2 separate regions of the Homo sapiens genome follow, and region 2 is linked to region 1. A link is a loop called in an ENCODE intact Hi-C map of the cell type or tissue named here. Cell type or tissue: PC-3. All regions are shown on one strand. Each heading gives the region's core, and the rest is flanking DNA. Links, peaks and the distances in the headings are about the cores only. Region 1 overlaps PLCB1 (phospholipase C beta 1). Region 2 overlaps PLCB4 (phospholipase C beta 4).

Evidence for each region. Hi-C counts contacts between places; a loop is a spot of excess contacts. Peaks named below come from ENCODE experiments on the same cell type or tissue, not always from the same donor. Only the 100,000 strongest peaks of a DNase experiment are listed, where the experiment ranks them.
Region 2: it touches region 1 in a loop (15-fold over the local background); 23 of 110 quality-filtered maps call a loop at or near these places.

Annotation. Positions count from the first base shown.
Region 1 is chr20:8,785,805-8,796,080 of GRCh38, reverse strand. PLCB1 (phospholipase C beta 1) reads right to left here. Exons shown (of 32, transcript NM_015192.4): 28 at 7,556-7,632; 29 at 7,359-7,448; 30 at 6,506-6,563; 31 at 5,820-5,906. Among named protein-coding and RNA genes, the nearest start is that of RNU105B, 40 kb to the left of the region's middle. In PC-3, for the core only: a CTCF peak has its summit at 5,423; a DNase peak (open chromatin) is centred at 5,430.
Region 2 is chr20:9,388,604-9,398,879 of GRCh38, reverse strand. It overlaps PLCB4 (phospholipase C beta 4), which reads right to left. Exons shown (of 40, transcript NM_001377142.1): 16 at 8,922-9,001; 17 at 8,265-8,349; 18 at 5,202-5,292; 19 at 3,262-3,357. Among named protein-coding and RNA genes, the nearest start is that of LAMP5, 120 kb to the left of the region's middle. In PC-3, for the core only: a CTCF peak has its summit at 5,407 (motif pointing right); a DNase peak (open chromatin) is centred at 5,409.

The DNA of each region.
Region 1 (10,276 bases), core at 755-8,754:
ATCAGAGAAAAAGTAAATTACACATTTATTGACTGTTTTATGAGGTTATGGAGATAGTTCATTAAATATTCCCCTCAAAAGATGATTCTTCTTATAAAGAGAGTCAGGAGCAGCAAAGTGATCAATAAACATTGGCATATTCACAACAGACTCAAGGCAACTTGTGACTAACCGTGTTTTCTTTTCTTTTTTTTTTTTTTTTTGAGACAGGGTGGTCTCACTCAGTCGCCCAGGCTTGAATGCAGTGGCGCGATCTCGGCTCACTGCAACCTCCGCCTCCCGGGTTCCAGTGATTCTCCTGCCTCAGCCTCCCAAGTAGCCGGGACTACCAGCGCCCACCACCACACCTGGCTAATTTTTGTATTTTGGTAGAGATGGGGTTTCCCCATGTTTCCTACTGGCTTTGGCAAACCCAGGTATGGAAATCCCCAGGAAACCAATTATTTCACTGAGTCAGAAGACTGGCCAGTGTTTACTGCGTCCATCTTGAAAATTCTACCACTATGGATTTCATAAAAAGCCACAACTCAAACAAAACTGAAACCCACATACACTCAAGGACTGAATCGAATATCTCATTGCTAGAAAACATGCAGTCGAATGTTTCTCCAGAATTCAGAACTCTACTGGAAAGGAGCCAAGTATTCCCTTCTAAGAGTGTCTCTTGTTGTTTATAACATAATAAGTTTCCATGGGACTTATGTGCAGCAATGTACAACATCATTTTGTGTCAAATTGAGGCCAAAATATTTTATTGTACAAGTTGCTTCGAGGGACCACCTACTTCTGTTTTCCCCAATGCCCTCAAAATTACCTACAAAATGAATAAACTAATTGAATCTCTTTTTTCATAGGGAAAAAATGAACTCTCCACATGAAAAGATCCTAGTGCATGTCACAAAGTGGGACAATCTAAAATAAACTTTTCCAGTGTGACTGGCCACATTTGGTCCCCTACCAAATAGCGACCAGAAAGACTTAAGGTCCCAGCTCACATGCAGAATTGAAACAAATTTTTAGCCTGATTTTGATTGAGGCATATTCTCCTATGACTGCTATTGCAGGATGGTAAAAATGTTGGGAACTCTAGATGACATGCCCATTGTTGAGTAAACTGCTAGCAAAGTCACACTTTGAATGAGGTTTCATGTGTAGTTTGCTCTAAATTGAGCCAGAATAAATACTTCTTTGCCACTGAAAAACTGTTAACTTTGAGCCATTGGCTTTTCAAATTTCTTTTGCTGAAAGATTTACAAAATATCTGTTTGTTACTTTCAAAGGAGTTGTTTATTTACCAATGGCTTAGAAAATTATATTGATATGATTTTCTAAGTTGATCAAGGTTCAGAATAGCTCAAAATAGTAATATCCCAGAGCAAACAGTAATGTAAAAAAAGAGCTTCCTCCCTGTTAAGACAAGATTAGGAACATGAAACACACTATTACATTAGTTAGAATAAGTGGATGAAGAGAAAGTAAATTATTATATACAACAACATGGTGAAAGAAATGGAAGAACAGGAAGAAATATGATGTCATGTAGCCTATACATACTTTTGGTGTCTGCAAAAACTTAGCTATGATCACTTTCTAGTTAAAAAACTTCATCCCATCTTGTTGCAGGAAGTCAGGGACCCCATATGGAGGGACCGGCTGAAGCCATGGCAGAAGAACGTGGATTGTGAAGATTTTATGGACATTTATTAGTTCCCCAAATTAATACTTTTATAATTTCTTACGCCTGTCTTTACTGCAATCTCTAAACATAAATTGTAAAGATTTCATGAACACTTATCACTTCCCCAATCAATACCCTTGTGATTTCCTATGCCTGTCTTTATTTTATTCTCTTAATCCTGTCAGCCGAGGAGGATGTATGTCACCTCAGGACCATGTGATAATTGCATTAACTGCACAAATTGTAGAGCACATGTGTTTAAACAATATGAAATCTGGGGCACCTTGAAAAAAGACCAAGACAACAGCAATGTTTAGGAAACAAGAGAGATAACCTTAAACTCTGACCGCTGGTGAGCCGGGCAGAACAGAGCCATATTTCTCTTCTTTCAAAAGCAAATGGGAGAAATATCGCTGAATTCTTTTTCTCAGCATGGAACATCCCTGAGAAAGATAATGTGCGCCTGCGGGTGGGTCTCTAAACTGGCCCCCCGGGCATAGCTGTCTCTTACTGTTGAGGCTGCAGAGATGCAATAGACTCCAGTCTCCCATAGTGCTCCCAGGCTTATTAGGAAGAGGAAATTCCCACCTAATAAATTTTGGTCAGACCAGTTGATCTCAAAACGCTGTCTACTGATAAGATGTTATCAATGACAATGGTGCCCAAAACTTCATTAGCAATTTTAATTTTGCCTCGGTCCTGTGGTCCTGTGGTCCTGTGATCTCGCCCTGCCTCCACTTGCCTTGTGATATTCTATTACCCTGTTAAGTACTCGTCTGTCACCCACACCTATTTGCACACTCCCTCCGCTTTTGAAAATCTCTAATAAAAACTTGCTGGTTTTTGCGGCTTGTGGGGGCATCACGGATCCTACCAACGTGTGATGTCTCCCCCGGACACCCAGCCTTAAAATTTCTCTCTTTTTTACTCTGTCCCTTTATTTCTCAAGCCAGCCGATGCTTAGGAAAAATAGAAAAGAACCTACGTGAATATCGGGGCAGATTCCCCGATACCATCTGTAAATTAGTTGAGGGAGGAACTCTATTCTCCTCAGTAACCTGTGGCAAAGTTTGGCATGGTTTCTTCTTCATAAGAAGGTTACAATTGTCTTTAATATTACCTGCTGCAATGTCAGCTCACGTTCCTCATCCAAAACCCAGTAATGGAACCATTCATAAAGTTCTAGATGTCACGAAATCACTCTGTTTTCTTATCTGACTGAATGGAACTGACTCCGTGGACTTGTTTTAGAGATACTATTGATCAGTTTCATTTCCTTGGGTTGTTCCTTGTTTTGTTTCTGCTTTTGCTAATTTCCCTCATGTCTATGTCAAGATTCAAAGCCTGTTTCAGTACTAGATGTGGAGAGGGATTATTTCAAAGCCAGTGTTACTGTATTTTCCATCCATGCCCCACAGTTACAGGAGCATCAGCGACTGCTATGCTGGCCTGGCCTCTCCTCACCACCCATTTATTAATACCTACTTTGCTGTCCTGTGCTTTGGTCTTTCTTCACATGTCTCACACTTGATTTTGTTCTTTTACTCTACTGTCTATTGCTGCTCCTGTTGTCATTGTCATTTCCCTTTATTAACCACCATGTCCTACAATGTTAACAGTCATGATTTATTATTTTATTAATAAAATCACAGCTTTAAGGCACAACGTTTTTAAGCCATGAAGAAAAACCCTCAAGAAATGCTTTAGTTTGACATGGAACCAACAATCTTCATGGGCAACCTTCAAATCCAGACACAAAAAGATGGTCATGGAGCAACCTCATGGAAGAAAAGCACAGAGGAATTCATCATGGTACCTATTTACAATAAAAAACGCAGACAATAGAACTACTAAAAATTCATAGAAACACTTCAGATCTCTTTCCAAGGGGCCAGAAAGGAAGAAACAAAAAATTGTTATAAACATGGCTGTAACGTACACTGTATGTAACCTGTCTACCCAGTTGCTATTTCCCCTCTATTTCTTTGATGATAAAATATCAGTTTTGTTCAGGTACCTGATGACCATGGAACTGAGGAAAACTGAACTCTCTCTAGCCTTGTGAGTGAATCTTAATTACTCTAAGCCAATCATGAAAGTGATACCCTACTGCCCATGATTGGTTTAAGAATGGGAATATGAGGCCATTGTACCCAATGAGGAAACACCAGCTAGAGGGGATGTAGGAAGGTTTTTCTCAATCCTAGAAAGGGTTACAAAATGAAGACATTTGCTGCACGTCCTTTGAGTGGTTTCATGTAAGGTTATGATGTGTGGAGCTAGGGCAGCCATCTCATGACTGAGTTCACGGTCTGGATCTAGAAGGCAACAACAGTGGAAATTCTAAAAATACCTGGAGATGAAATTGTTAAGCCACTAAATTAATCACTGTTACAACTGTAGTACCTCTGAATTTCCAGTAACGTGGCTTACTAAATACTATAACTGTTGAAGCCAGTTTTAATTGGGCTTATTGTAAAATTGCAGCTGAATGCACCCTGACTGTTAATAAATCAGCCAAAAGTTATTAGTTCTTTTCATGTCCAGTTATATCCAGGGAAGAAGTTTAAGGGTGCTTCCACATTTACTGAGGTTGATTTTAATCATGATGACCTAGAGCAGTAACAAGAAAATCTTTGTATGGGTTACTGATACTGAGAGTTATATAATTTAAACACATTAATGATTTTACATTCACATTTTATCTGTAAGTAAAATAGTTAACATTGTTGAACCAAAACACGCATGAAAAAAAAAAGCAAAATGAAACTCTGAAAAGAACCATATTACCTAAATTTTTTTGAAATACAAAAACTAGCTGAGCCATCAACCATAAGCAAATTCTATTATGTCAGTGTACAAAGTAATGACAAATTTAAAACCAGACAGCATAGATTAGAAATGTATGTATCTGAATATATCACCTGAGACTGATTATTATTAAAGTGTTTCTTAAATTTCAGTCAAACTGGATCTTTTGCTCTAAATAATTTGAGCATTTTAAAAAGATCAATTCTGATTGGAAAGTATAGCAATTTCTGAAATTATGTTAAAATTTATTCCACTTTATTAGTGCATAATCAACCTGAGAGGGTGGCTGAGAAGATCTACATTATATGTTTATAGGAGAAACGTAAGAATTAGCACCATATCTAAGTAATTATTAATTCTTGCTTGAGAATCTATATTGCCAACCCTAAAAACTTAGAAATTAAAAATATTAAATAAATGTCTTATATAATAAATATGAAAGCATAAGAGCACAAAGAACCATGAAAATATATTTAGAATTATCCATAAGAAATCTATAAGAAGTAAACTGGTGAATGAAACATACAATTAAATAAAACTAACGTTTTTTAACTTTTAGGACTCGAGAAATGCTTGTGTGGAATGGCAGTACTTTTTAGAGTAGATATTTTAAATTGAAAATAGAAGCGCAGGAAAATTGAAAAACACAATTTCCACAAACAGAAAACTATTCAGTGATGAATCAAAATGGAAGGAATGTTCTAAAACTGAGATGCCATTTGGTAACCTCAAAGTATTTGATCTACAGATACTCAGTTCATTCAAAGTTAATATTCATAAGACAATTAATTTTAACCAAACAATGAACATAAGATAATTTTAAAGCAGAGCCCCAATCAACTGTTACTATGGGAAACAAAAGATTTGCTTTTCTCTGATTTATGAGACTATTTTGCTAGATAAAAACCAAAGTGATTTTGGTGCAGGGCATCCTCTGCTGGACAGAGGGTGGCATTACAACATTACATCAGCTATTTAGAACTGACGTTTACTTAGTAGTACCCAAACTGAAGGTTTGGTTAGTCTCTGATTCTCCAGGGGAAACGGACTATAAAAATACCTTTGTCTGAGCCATACCCCAGATTAGTTAAAGCCAAATCTCTGGGGCTGGGTTCTGCATATTTGCAGTTTTTAAAAGCTCACCAGGTGATGATAAATGCTTACTGAATATTGCTATATTTTTTCCTTCATTGAGAAAGATACATGAGTTTCATATGCAAGAACTGATCTGAGACTGTGTACAAGGTACTTATGTAAACCAGGAAGGTTTTACTCTTACTAAATGGAAATCAAATAAAATAATTGTTCATTTTAATTCAGTTCCGTTTACCTTGGGCTTTTCATCCAGGATCTGCTGACGTATTTCCTTGTGTTTCTCTACGAGTTTTTCTTGCCGTTTACTTTGCGCTTCTTCTAGCTATAAGAAAGTTACAAGAAACATTACTTTCATCTAAACATTTAAAAGTGCACGTTTTCAGAAAATACCGAAAGCTTTTCAGATCTATGGCTTACATTTGATTATTTGATCTCCTGATCAAGAACTACACTTACAAGTATAGGAAACTGTAGTAAGTGTTGAAGCTAGGTGACAGAAACATAAGGGTGGGAGGTGGTGATCAATGGACTGCACTGTTCTTACCTTTTTATAAATATGTAAACATTTCTATGACATTAAATTGGAAAAAAAAAGGACAGCCCTTCGAGGTTGCCATCATCTCTATCATTGATGACAATTAAAGGTTCTTTTGGGAACACTATCATTTACAATATGTTTCTGGGCTCTTGACTTTGGAAATGACTTGACTCTATTTTTAGATGAATCCTTTTACAAAGTGGTTTGCAATTCAACTTGCAGAAATGTTGATTAAGGAGTGCCCACCCTGTGAAACAGCTCTGCTAGGTGCTAGTGATAAAAAGTTATGGCAAGGCATGACATTTCCTTCCAGAAGCTCACAGCGAGCTCACCAAATGTTCACACATGTTTTGCAAAGGAGAGAGCGTGATGAGCCCACATACCCTCTTGATATACTGCACCACTTCCTGGATATATGACCGGATCATCTCTGTCTTCTCCCTAAAAGCAAATGATGAATACATCATTATACCAATTCATCCAGAATTGACAAATGGTAATCTCAGACTTCTAGATAAAAGGTTACAGAACTCTCAACATTCTTTTTCTTTTTTCCTTATTTTTATCTATTTATTTATTGGAGACAAGGTTTCGCTCTGTTGCCCATGGTAGAGTGCAGTGGCACCATCATGGCTCACTGAAGCCTTGACCTCCCATGCTGAAGCCATCCTCCAGCCTCAGCCTTCTGAGTAGCTGGAAATATAGGTGTGCACCACCACACCCAGCTAATCTTAAAATTTTTTTGTAGAGACAGAGTCTCCCTGTGTTGCCCAGGCCCCTATTGAACTCCTGGCCTCAAGCAATCCTCCCACCTAGGCCTTTCAAAGTGCTGAGATTACAAGTGTGAGCCATAGCAACATTCTTATTACTGCTACAAGGAAGGTATAATCTGCCAGCCTTTGGACAAAGGTCAGGTTCCTCCCAAGGCACAGGCTCTGTTTTCACTAAATGCCAGGAAGATTATGGGTAGGAAGTGAGGATTTAGCCTTTCCCTGAGGGAAGCTCTTTGCTTACTCTTTATCTAAAAGGCCCTGGGTGTGCCTCACTCCTTTATTGAACCAGTCTTTGCTTGAGCCTTCCCTGTTAAAAACCTTACCAAAAGAATCTTTTGAAAGGCTGACTAGAGGAGAAACTTCACGAAGGAGTCTTTGACTGGTTATGAACCTGTGACTCTGACGTACAAAATAAAATAATTCCCAGATGAACTGTTTGGGAGAGGGGACACTTTTGACTTACTCTTCCATCTGACTTTTGTCTTTGGATTTAGCTTCTGTTATCTTCTCCTGCCTCTTTTTATCCATTTTCTTCTTTAATTCTTTCTTTTCTCTGAAGTCACAATGGAAGTAAAAGAGAAAAAAGAGGCAAATCAGATGGGAATTTGTGTTGAATAAATTCAGATGCACATGTCAATTGTAATGGGAATGAGGGCTTACTTCTCACAGATTTCTTTGAGCTTCTTTAACTGATTGTTCTGACACTCTTCTGCGACATCCGTCAACTTTTGAATAAGCTGGAAAAAGAAAATGTCAGTTTGCTATTTCAAATGATTGCAAACAGAGCTTCCTTCCCACCTCCCTCAAACAACAGAATCTATAGTTAGAATATCTGTGATGGATGTTTCACAATAGTTAAAGTTGTCAGACATCTAACATTGGCAATGAGGACAATTTAGAACCATCATATTATCTAGGCTTATGGGTTTTAATATGAAATTCTTCTTATTATCTCTTTTTAATTAAACAGAATTCATTAGATTGTTGTGGCAGTTATTATAGCCCAGCTCAGTGCAAAGACAACTTACAGTGTAGAACCTGGTTCCAATCTCTACCCTAAGACTTATTAAAAGTGAAATTTGGGGCAAGACCCTACATTTTCAGAACCTACATTTTCTCAGTTGATCACTGTCTTTATGTCTTTGGAGGTGCTGTGAAGCTCAAAATAAAAATAAGTATGACACAAATGTAAGTTATAATCAACAGCAAGTTATAATTCTTGGCTCACAACTATCATTCATTGTTGAATTGCTTTGAGGATAACATGAGTTTCCCATCTTAGAAGTTGACATTTATGTTCTTGCGTGGGTAATTTCCAGTAGATATAAAGAACATCAGAAATTCTCTTTGTGCTTTCAATGAACTGTCACTACATCACTGTGAACGCAAGTATTTATTGTCATACATCTATTATCAAATCAAGCCCCAAGGGGGCATCAATTGTGTTTTTGTATCCTTGGTATTCTGCACAATTCCTAATATTCACTTGATGCCCAGTAAGTGTTTGCCAATTACATAAAGGTAATTGTGCCTGGTAATCTTTTCCTTTTTTCCTCATGAGGAACCTGGAGAACCTTCTGCAAGGTTTTCAGGTGGCTGTAGCAACTGGACTCAACCCTTCTTACTGGAGCACCCAATAGACAGTGTGGACATCCTCTGAAAGCCCCCACTGCTTTTCCCATAGATGGAGATTCTCTTTCCCAAAAACATATAAGGCAAGCTGAGTTGACTAGTCTTCTATAAGTGGCAGCTGTAATAGTGACAAGACAAATCATAATACCACAAACTTTTGAGACAGCCAAGTATAAGGGAGTCCCCGGAAAAACTGCAACGGGCCTGCTCACTGGGAGGAATGCACACTGAGGTGGAGCCACAGAAATCCACCCCATTTGCAGCAGGGAGGAGCCTGGCCACTCCTCTTCCTGGGTGGAACTTGGAATTCAATCTGCAAGGTGGGAAGCACACTAGCAGGGACTCCAGCCTTGTGGAGATAACCTGTTTCCCTCTTTTCCTTTCAACACAATAAAACCCTGTCCTCCTCACTCTTCAAATTGCCTTCAAGCCTAACTTTTTGTGGCCATGTGACAAGGAACCCGTCTTTAGCTGAACTAAGGATAGGGTCCTACAACACTTTAACTGATAATTTCTATATGTCAGGCCTAGTTTTAAAAGATTCACATGTGGCTGGGCACAGTGGCTCACACTTTAATTCCAGCACTTTGGGAGGCCGAGGCAGGTGGATCGCTTGAGGTCAGGAGTTTGAGACTAGCCTGGCCAACACGGTAAAACCCTGTCTCTACTAAAAATACAGAAAGTTAGCCAGGCCTGGTGGTGGGTGCCTGTAATCCCAGCTACTTGGGAGGCTGAGGCAGGAGAATCACTTGAATCCGGGAGGTGGAGGTTGCAGTGAGCCGAGATTGCACCACTGCACTCCAGCAACTCTGGGCACACTCTAGGCAACAAGAGCAAAACTCTGTCTCAAAAAAAAAAAAAACAAAAAAGATTCACATGTATTTATTTAATTCTGAGAATTGCCCTATGCGGTTGGTGTTATTATTTTTGTTTTACATAAGAACACGCTGACACATCTGGCTCAAGTCCTGGGCTCAGGGCCCCAAAGCTGGTAAGTGGCTGAGATGGGTACAAACCCAGACAAATAAGGTTCCATGGCTTGCAAGAGAATTACGATACGGAATCCACATTCGTTTAAAATTATCATGAAATTTGATGCATTCATCTGTGAAGTGGATTAAATCTGAACAAATATTAACTAGGACTTGGGCCAGCAGAAAGCCTATTTGATCATTCAAAAGGGATTGCCTAATCATGATTATCACAATTAAAGAAATCATGAGGCATTACTTTGTAGTCATGCCATTTATCAAGCTGTCTAGATGTAAAATTCCAGTGTGCAAAGACTCTGGCCATTTCCTTGGGGTCTCCTGCAACGTCTCTATTTAGCTGAAAGTGTCCTCTCACTAGCACCTTCCCTTCCCTAGAGGGCTTTTCTCCTCTTCCAACCACTTGAAGGAGTTACAGAGAGTTATCCAGGGATCACCTTCCTTGGCTGCAACATCAGAATCATGTGGGGGAACTTCTTAAAAATACAGATTCCAGGACCTATGGACTCCAAATGTCTAGGGGTAGGGCCTGGGAATCAATATTCTCAAAATCTCCTGAGGTGATTTGGATGCTTTGTGCCAGACTTGAAGTGGGAGGTTGTCTTGGTGGACCCTCCCTCATTCTACAAGCCACTGCTAAGTCTCCCAGCAACTCTTTTGAATTCAGTAACAATTATATTCCTGTTTCCATGTCCTCATCTCTATCATTCACCTGACTTCAGAATATTTTCTTGATTATGCCAGCATCTGCTCACATGTG
Region 2 (10,276 bases), core at 843-8,842, 600 kb before region 1:
TGCCCGCTGTGGGATCATGTGCAAAATATGTTACCTCTCTAAGCTTCAGTCCTCTCATCTGAAAAATTGGTGTAATAATACCCATTTCAGAGGCAGAGCTTGCAGTGAGCCGAGATCGCGCCACTGCACTCCAGCCTGGGTGACAGAGCAAGACTCCATCTCAAAAATAATAATAATAATAATAATAATACCCATTTCATCAGGCTGTATACAGGTTAGATAAGGCCATAATGTAAGCTGCCTGGTCCACTGTTGGTACAACGATGGTAGTAATTATTATTAACATTGTTTTCTTGTTAATTTATTCCATTATTTCTGCAGTTTGTTTTACTGGATTATCGTATCAGTAATGCCTTACATATTTTAATTACCATCTATGAAATTTAACTTAAAGGAACTGGTTTTACTGAATAGTCATCTTTTTTGTATCTTAGGAGTATTTTCTTGACCATTTGAAACACAGTTCTATAAATATATTTTTCTTAAATCTTGTTTAGATTTATTATTTGCAAAAACATGTGAAAAAATATAGTAGGCATCACGGCTGACTATATTTTCCAAAGACAGCTGCCGTATCATCTGCCCTCCTCTGTGCTCTTATGCAACGTGACCTTGTCACTCACTCACCCTCTTGAACTTGGATGGGCCCTGAGACTGCTTCGATGAATAAAACATAGAGGAAGTGATACTGCACCAGTTCCAGGCCTAGCTCTTAACTAATTTAGCAGCTTCTGCTTCCTGCCTCTTGAGACACTGGCTCTTAGATGTTCCATCTGGGGGACTTAGCCATCGTGCTATGAGAAGCCCAAGTCACAGAGAGAGGCCACAGGGATACTATGGTCAGTGAGGCCCAGCGGAGCTCCCAGCGTTCAGCCAGCATCCACTGCCAGCATGTGAGTAAGCCGTCCGGGATAACCCACCCAAGGGAACCAGTCAGCCCCAGATGTCATCTGCTGACAAAAGCAGGAGAAACCCAAGGGAGAACCACCAACCTAAGCCCACATGACCCACAGAATTATGACAGAAAATGATAAGGTGTTGTTATAAGCCCCTAAATTTGGGGATGGTTTATTGCATAGTAACAGATGACCATAATAACGAGTATCAACTGAGTAGTATCAGATATCTTTAGCCTCTTAGACCCTCCCTGCCACATAAAACAAATGAAAGTACAGTCATTATGACTTTTCTCTGGGAGTAATGTCAAACCCAAGGACTGGACATGCAACTGAATCACTTATAAAGTCTGTTCCACAGTCAGGAGTCTTTATTAAGGAGTCTTGAATAAGGTTAGTTAATTCTTCCAACTTTTGGATTTTTAGCTCTATGTCTAGCTTTCCTAAAAGAGAATGTCCTCTGATGGATCTGGGCAAAGTAAACTGAAAAGCTTCTGATGTTCACCATTCTAGATGCTATTAAGAAAGAACATTCATGATTTATGGGAAGAGGTAAAAATATCAACGTTCATAGGAGTTTGGGAGACTCCCATGGATGACGCTGAGAGGTTCAAGACTTCAGTGGAGGAAGTCACTGCAGAGGTGGTAGAAAGAGTAAGAGAACTAGAATTTGAAAAGGAGCCTGAACATGGGGCTGAATTGCTGCAATTTCATGATAAAACTTAAACCGATGAGGAGTTGTTTCTTGTGAATGAGCAAAGAAGGTGGTTTCTTGAGATGGAATCTACTCCAGGTAAAGATACTGTGAGCATTGTTGAAATGACAACACAGGATTTAAAATATTACATAAACCTAGTTGAGAAGGCATCACAGCAGGGTTTGAGAGGATTGGCTTCAATTTTGAAAGAAGCTCTGCTCTGGGTAAAGTGTCATCAAATGGCACTGCATGCTACAGAGAAATCTTTTGTGAAAAGAAGGGTCAATTGATGCAGCAAACTTCATTGTTGTCTTATTTTAAAAAATTACCACAGCCAACCCAATCTTTGGCAACTGCCTCCCTGATCACTCAAGGCAAGACCCTCCACAAAAAGATTTCAATATGATGCAGGTTTAGATAATTGTCAGCATTTTTAAGCAATAGGTATTTTTTAATTAAGTTACATTTTTGGACATAATGCTGTTATTGAACACTTACTAGCCTACAGTACAGTGTAAATAATTTCTGTATGCATTGGGAAACAAAAATTCTTGTGAATAATTTTTTTGCAATATTTACTTCATTGTAGTGGTCTAGAACTGAATCTGCAATATTTCCAAGGTATGCCTGTATATAAATCCAAGGCATTGTATAACCAACACAAGTCCTTGTCATTTCGTTCATCAATTCTCATGAAACATAACAAACAAATAATTCTCTAAAATCATCCCCAAACTCTCAAATGACCCATTTACAACTGAACATTATGATTGTTGCTATGTGATCAAAGTAAAAGAGAAGGTAATAGCACATACTCAAATATTTTAAGCAAGACTGCCTTCTTAAAATTATCTAGCTACACAGAGATAATTCTGGTGAGCTGGTTATTTGAAGGAATTTGAACTTGAAATTTTAATACTGGCTTTTAGTTTCTAGTTCACTTTGTGGAGACAAACCAATCATTTGCCTGAGGGTCTCTTAAATTATTTGCCTCTCTACTCTCATCATTAACAGACTCAAGTTCATGTTTTTGTCTATACAAAGGGATTACAAAATGTGCCTTATATTGCTTCCTCTGCCTACTACAGCAAGTGCTTCAGGGATTCTCTGGCTAAGAATTTCTGCTGAATAGCTGAATGGCCAATAGGAAGGGAGATGACAAGGCCATTAAAATTTAGTAGCCAGAAAAAATGGGAAGTGTTTGGCAAAATACCAAGAATACCAAAATATTACTATGAGGAATTAAAACGGCATTATTATATAAAAGGGTCTTCTGAAAGAAATTCCTGGTTTTCTTACTCATTTATTTTTGAAACAAGGCCTCAGTCTGTTGTCCAGCCTGGAGTGCAGTGGTAGGATTACATATAGCTCACTGCAGCCTTGAACCTCTGGGCTCAAGGGATCCTACTGCCTCAGCCTCCCCAGTAGCTGGGACTACAGACACAGGCCACCACGTCTGGCTAATATTTTATTTTTTGTAGACATGGGGTCTCATCTCTACGAAAATGTTGCCCAGGCTGGTCTTGAACTCCTGGGCTCAAGCAATCCTCCCACCTTGGCCTCCCCAAGTGCTGGGATTATGGGCTTGAGCCACTGTGCCCAGCCTGGTTTTCTTATTTAAAAAGTATTTTCAAAGCATGTAACTTAAAATAAAAGCAAACAGCTCACCACTTTCGATCTCCTCTTCATTATCGTCCTCTAAGATGTTTGCTGGGGAGGCAGATTCTCCAGCTTCCATCATGCTTCTCAAAGCTTCCAGCTGTTCTGTTAGCAAAAACACGCAAAGAGATGGTGACAGATGCTAGGTAACATACAAACCCTAGGCCTTGAGATCGACACTGAGGAGGACGTGAAAAGAGAGAAGAAATAGAATGTTCAGGCACCAAGGCACCATGTTTCTAAGGTTCAGCAGTGATCTCTCTCTCGCCATTTCCTGGTGGTCTCGACCTTGTAAGAAACCTGCAACAACCACCTTATATACACATGATGAAGAATTGCGGGGACATGGGTGAAATGCCCAAAATTCTGGTCACCAAGTTTGAGAGGAGGTTCAGTCCTCGTGAAGGATTTAAGGCTAGATAACAAAAGCCCATAATTTGGAGAATCTGGCACAGACCAAGGTTTACGAACAGTTATGGGGAACTGATAGAAAATAGGCAGGTTGGCAACAAAACTTCAGGAAAAAATATTTGCAACTGATTTAATGGGGATTATATCCTACTATACAAAATAAGACTAAATAATTTTTCTATAAGTCAGAAAGATAAAGGTAAACAAAATAATAAAAATGGGAAAACACATAGGGACAAACCACAAATAGTAATATGCAAAAAAGGAGTTATTGAAGACACACAAATAAAAAAACCCCTAAGGTACCAATTTTTTTCTATGAGTTGGACACACATTTAAAAATGGCCAACAGCCAGCATTAAGGATATTGGTGGGAAACAGGCACTCTCATATATGACTGGTGAAGAGTCTAAGGTGGTAGAACTTTCCTAAAAGAAAGCATAACAAACTATATCACAATATAAAATATATATACGTTTTGGCTGAATAACTCTAATTGCACCAATTGATTTCAAGGAGAGGGTTGCACAAACATACAAAATAACATTCAAGCATGTTTATAGTAGTGAAAATCCATCAACTTGGGACTCGTTACATCATGCTATAATAAATGCATACAATTCTATGTCATATATATTAAATTCTATATAGTGTTTCATACATTAGGATTAAAGTTAGTATGTAGATGTATATCCTGCTGATGTAAGTATACTTACTTGGTTAAATTTTAAAAATTTAAACTCAGTATCATTAATATGATCTCAGTCATGTTAAAAATGTGGGTATATATCTACACATGTACATTACGTACATGTGTCTATAGTATATGAATACGTGTATAATATATGTTAGTGCTGTTACTTTCTTACACTTTTCATTGTCTTGATTTTTCTATGGCATTATTGCTTTTGTAATAAAATAAACTGTCATTAACATAATTTAAAATTTTTCATTTAGAATACTTGGGGGGAAAATGAAGTGTAATCATGCCAATATTTGATACCATTAATTCACTGAACTAGGATATACTCTGAAAGAAAATATTTTCAAGGAAATCATCCTGGGAGAATAAAAGGAAACATGTTTATATAAAATCATTTGTCTCTAGATCTCTCTATTCACATATACACAGTCACACACTCATATGTACCTAGTATCCCTAGATAGGTATAGAGCACGGGGCAAACTGAAAAGGGAAACTTATGAGGACTTTAGAGTGTATAAAATTATAAAATGCTGGTTCCTTATATCTTGAGAAATTCTAAAATGCTTCTACTTTCCTCTCAATTTTCCTTGGGCCCTCTCCAAATTCTGGCATTTGAATATATAGATATGCTTTTCCTACTGCATGAATTAATTGATATGGAAATTAAATTTAAATGGAAATGTGGCAATCTTGCTCTGAAAAGTACCTGTAACATCACCCCTACACCCTTCCCCCAAAAATCAGTGGTTTTAAAATAAATTGAATTCTCAACAGCTGAAATGTCCACACATGTTATGTATGCTTCCATTATAAATGTGTGTGTTTCACTTACTTTTTTCAACTTCAGGTTTCAGCCGCTTGTTTTTTATGAGTATTTTTCTTTTGAGGTCATTGGGGGATGGCAAAGCCCTGCCTGGTTCAAGCTAGAGAGAAACAGAAAGAGCTGAATTAAGGAAGGGCTGTGCTTCTCCATTCTCCTTCCCAGTCCAGGAGGAGCCTGGGAGGCCTGGGAGTGATGCAACCCAACACCCACTAGATGGCAGGCGGCACAGCCTTCTGTTTTCACTCCCCAACCCAAATTAGCACACCCATTGAGCTTTTCCTTAGACTAGTGCTGCAAACTTGAAATCCACATAGTTTCCAGAGGTGTGCAGAGCTGCTCCAACCTCCCCAGTGGAGCAGGGGTCTGGCCTGGGATGTGCCGGGGAGGGGTTCCTGCTCCCCAGAGGGCCTTGCACCTTTTAAGTATCTGGTAAAGTGCAAGGGACAATTGTGATGGCTGGGTTCAGAATTAGCTTTCCCAAGTGAGAGGCCCCCCAGATCCCCCCAAGTGTCAGGCTGTATAGTAAGCCTGTCTGCTGAGTAGGCTGACCCAACCCTCAACACTTGAGATTGTGGTTTTGTGGTTTTGTAGGTTTGATAAGGGAATCAAGAAGGGAGTTGTTCCAATTCCTGGAATCTGAACTTGACTACAGCATCATTTGCTTAGATTTATATCTGCAAAGGAGGTGCCCCTGTATGCTATCACCTCTGGTCTACAGAACCGTCCTGTATCTAGTCTTCCATTCCCCATTCCTCCACCCATCTCTCTATATGCCCACCCACCCACCCCTCCACCCATCCATTCATTTTCAAAACTTGCTTTTATACTACTTATTATATGTAAGGCACTGTGCACTCATATGTCTGTCTTGCCTCAAATAAAACCCTTTGTTGAAATGCTGTTTCCTTCCAGCAGCGTGGTATAACTGGCCCATTCCCCAGTGATCTCTCTTGTACCAGGACACCTCCAACAAATAAAGCACCATACGCCATCTTCTTTTCTAGTTATGTGTTCACATTTGTGTCCTGCTCCCACTCCCAAGGTTGAAAGCTCTTTAGCTTTTGGAGCAGGTCTTATTCCCATTTATATTACCCATGCTTCCCCAGACACCTGTCCTGTATTCAAAGGAGAATAGGGTCTTGAGGCAGGGAATATAAGGCCTATTCATGCTGACTTCCTAGAACTAAATCAAATGGAAACACTTCAGCTATGACAGGAAATATCCTCTCCATTTACAAAGGATGTACACCAAGTAAATGACTTTATAACTTTACTTCATCCTATTCATTTACATAGACCGGACACCAAGTAACCAATGGAAACCTCTAGAGGGTATTTAAACCCCAGAAAATTCTGTAACAGGGCTCTTGAGCCCCTCTGCTCAGGCTGCTCCCACCCTGTGGAGTGTACTTTCATTTTCAATAAATCTCTGCTTTTGTTGCTTCATTCTTCCCTTGCTTTGTTTGTGCATTTTGTCCGATTCTTTGTTCAAGATGCCAAGAACCTGGACACCCTTCAGCTGGTAAAAGTATGTGCACATCACTTCACTAAGAATACAGTGAACTTTCCACAAAAGCAATCACCTTAACCTAATCAGAAAGATAAATGGAGGGCCTAGGTAAAAACAAATAAAATAAATCAGAGCTGTTTCTTAGTTTGGGTTCCCTTAAAATCAGCCTCAGAGAAAAGTAGTATTGCACCAGGTCGTCTACTTGGAAGGAAACTCCAACAGAGGTGTGGGAAAGTGAGAAAAAGAAGACAGGCAGCTCATCAAGGGTGTGTTATCACTGCAGCCAGCTGGAGCACGATCCTGCTGGGAAACCCTGGAAGGCAGAGAAGAGCAGGTGCTCAGGGTTATCCCACCTCGGGAGGGATGAAGCATGGGATAGGGGTGATAATTCCCTGGCACTGCTGGTCTTTCATGTGTGGCAGAGCAGGCTCCAGTGACCAGAGCTCACTCTCAGGCAAAAAGCTGTGGATGTTGGCAGTGGAAAGTCAGGCCAGTGTTCAGGGAAACAGGAGGCACTGCAAGGATATGGGCAGGTCACCTGCAGCAACTGCTTCTGCAAGTTCGAGGGAAGAAGGAAGGGGGACAAAGGATACAGATATCCTTGTCTCTCATATTTTTTTTCAGTTCCCATAGACACACTTCTGAAAAGAACCTCATAAAGTGTTTACATGTAGCACAAAGCACCTTCCTGCTGTCATTTGCTGTGATGTTCTTCTGCCACTACCTCATGCTACCAGGTTTGAGCCCATCAGGTGCTGCTGTCAATAGCAGGTCTTTCCACTTTGATTTCATTAGCTGCCTTGGAGCTCATAACATCTTGTGATTGTGGATCTTAATCTCTTGGAGGTCATGGATCCTTATAAAAATGTGATTAACTCTCTAGAATGAGTATATACAAAAAAATTGCATGCAATTAGAATGAATTCACAGATCTCATAAAGCCTATCTATGGAGCACAGGTTAATGTTCTTTGCTTTATGAAGAAATTAGCAGGTTTAACATGAAGTTCAAAAATGTATGTGCAACATTACTCAGTGATTTATTTTGGAGTTAGGAACATGAACTTCAGGATGTCGTGACATCAATCCAGGGCACTTTCCACAGCATGAGCCTCCCATGGGTTCTGAATACCGGGTGCATATACAGTTCACCTGGAGGGCTTTTAAAACACCATGCTCAGGGCTGACCCTGCATCAATTAAATCAGTCTCCAAGTGGGGCCCTGGCACAGGTGTTTTTAACAGTTTTGTAGGTGATTCTAACATGTAACTGAATTTGAGAACAACTGACCTGAATCTGGACTCTTGGCCTGGGTGCTTTATGAAACTTTAAGACTGAGATCTGAAAACCATAAGACCCAAAGATCCTCCAAATGAAATTGAACCAGATGTTTATTTTGTGTCTCTTTACATCCCTCTGAAGCATGATGTAAGCTTTCCGTACCAAAGAATTTAAATAAATATGAAGATCTTTAGCATTAGTCCTCTAGTACTACTTGACCCTTCAGAAATTTTCAAAACAAATCCATTCATGCTAGAAATATGGTTTGTTAAAAATACATACTGGATGTGATTCAAGTGCTTGTTTCAACAGGAGATCCCCAAATAGATCTTCGCAATATTTGGACATCTTGTACTGTTGATATTTGCTGGAGAGAAAAAAGTGGCATTTGTAAATTCAAACACCCATTAACCGTCCAAGAATAAGAAACACCCATTACTAGGCAATTAAAGATTCTCACTTGGCAAAATGCATTATTGTCCTCTTAATGCTAATGTGAGATGTATCAAAAACTTTAACTGGTATAATTTTAAAAGAAGGAGAAGGAGATTCTGTTCCAAAACTAAGAGCTGGAAAGAAGAATAAAAAATGTCTTTCAAGTTCATCAAATCTGATTTCAAATATACTGTCAAATCTTCCAGCTCAATGGAACTTTAAGTAAGGTGTCCCAATCTCTGAACTTTTATTTGGAACAAGTATTTCTGAAACACATTAAAATGATTTGGTTTGGGGGGACAAGGGTGGTTTTTTGTCGTTTTTTCCTTTTTTTGTTGTTTTTTGCTTTGCATAAGAGTAGGTGCCCTTGCTGGAGAATTATTTGAACTTAGTACTTCACAAAACAAACTATTCAGCTATTTAAAAAGTTGTAGAGCAGGAGTGGGCATTAGGGGTTAGGAAACAATACCACATAGAGACTTGTGGCAGAATGGATCATTATACCTGCAGTGATTTTCAAAGGAGAGAATTACAGGATATTCTGATGTGACAAATGCAGTTTCCTTGATGGCTTGAATTACATCCTTTAAAAACAAAAAAAAACGTTAATGAGAGAAAAGAGCAAAAAAATTAAGGCACCCAAAACTATTCAGAGACTATTAATTGAGTCTTTCAGAAAGTCAATTCCAGCAATTCAGACCTGGAGCCCCCATCTACCTTGACACCTCTAAAGGTTGAGTTCCCTGTGGTTATAGCCAGGGTGCAGTTAATGGTTAATGACAATTTTTTAAGCTATCTTTTACTTCTCCAGAATTATGGTGCTATTAACTTACAAGAGATTTCACCTAAATGGCATGCCAGTCTGTGGCTTGTTAATCTGCCAGGCCAGGAGTTCAGAGTCCACCTTTCTTCTTGAGGAGCAGGTGATCTCTGGCACAGAGGTTTTCACTCCCGACCACTGTATGACTCCTCCCCACCTCATGCAGAAAAGTGTGGGTAGTAACCTCAGGACTGCTGGAGGCTTTCACTGACTTTCCTCTGTGTTTGGAAATCAGTCTTGGGCTATACTTCATTAACTTGATGTAGACCTCTGTGTACTAAAGTGACATTTGCAGTATCCCTTGTTTCCTATTAGCCTGGTTACAAGGCCGGGGGAAGGGGTTCTCGTTGGTCAAGCAACATGTAAGTGAAACATAGAAGTGTTCTTGACCCCCCATCTGTAACACAGAACTTAATTACAGAAAACAACATTTGAAGGAGCTAAACATAATCTTCCCTTTCACTATTCTCCATGAAATAGGAGAGGCTTTAAGAGATGGTTGGCCCCGTCTCTGCTTAGCTTTAGAAAGAAAGGCTTCAAACCAGCACTTCTACAACCGGAGCATCATATTTGGTAAAAATCCCCAAATTCTTACTGGTTTGTAGCTAATCACAGGGCAAATCTCATCATTCAGTTAATCAGAAAAATATTTCACAATAGTTATCTAGGCAAATCCATTTGACATGATAAAGCCCAAGGTTAGATAATCTTGAAATATTTTATTGAGGCATTCCTTGTGGCTGAGGTAGTCATTTAGTTATTCTTCCTGGCTATGCAAATTCATGGCTTCCCACTTGAATATACTCTTGGTACATATCAAGAAGTATTATCTTGAATTCATTGCTGGTCAAAACTCTCCAATATCTTGGCTAAGAGAAATACTATGCATAGCATCTAGACATCTGCGTGTGTGTGTATGTGTGTTTTTTTTGAGACAGAGTCTCGCTCTGTTGCTGAGGCTGGAGAGCAATGGCATGATCTGGTTTCACTGCAACCTCTGCCTCCTGTGTTCAAGCAATTCTCCTGACTCTGCCTCAGC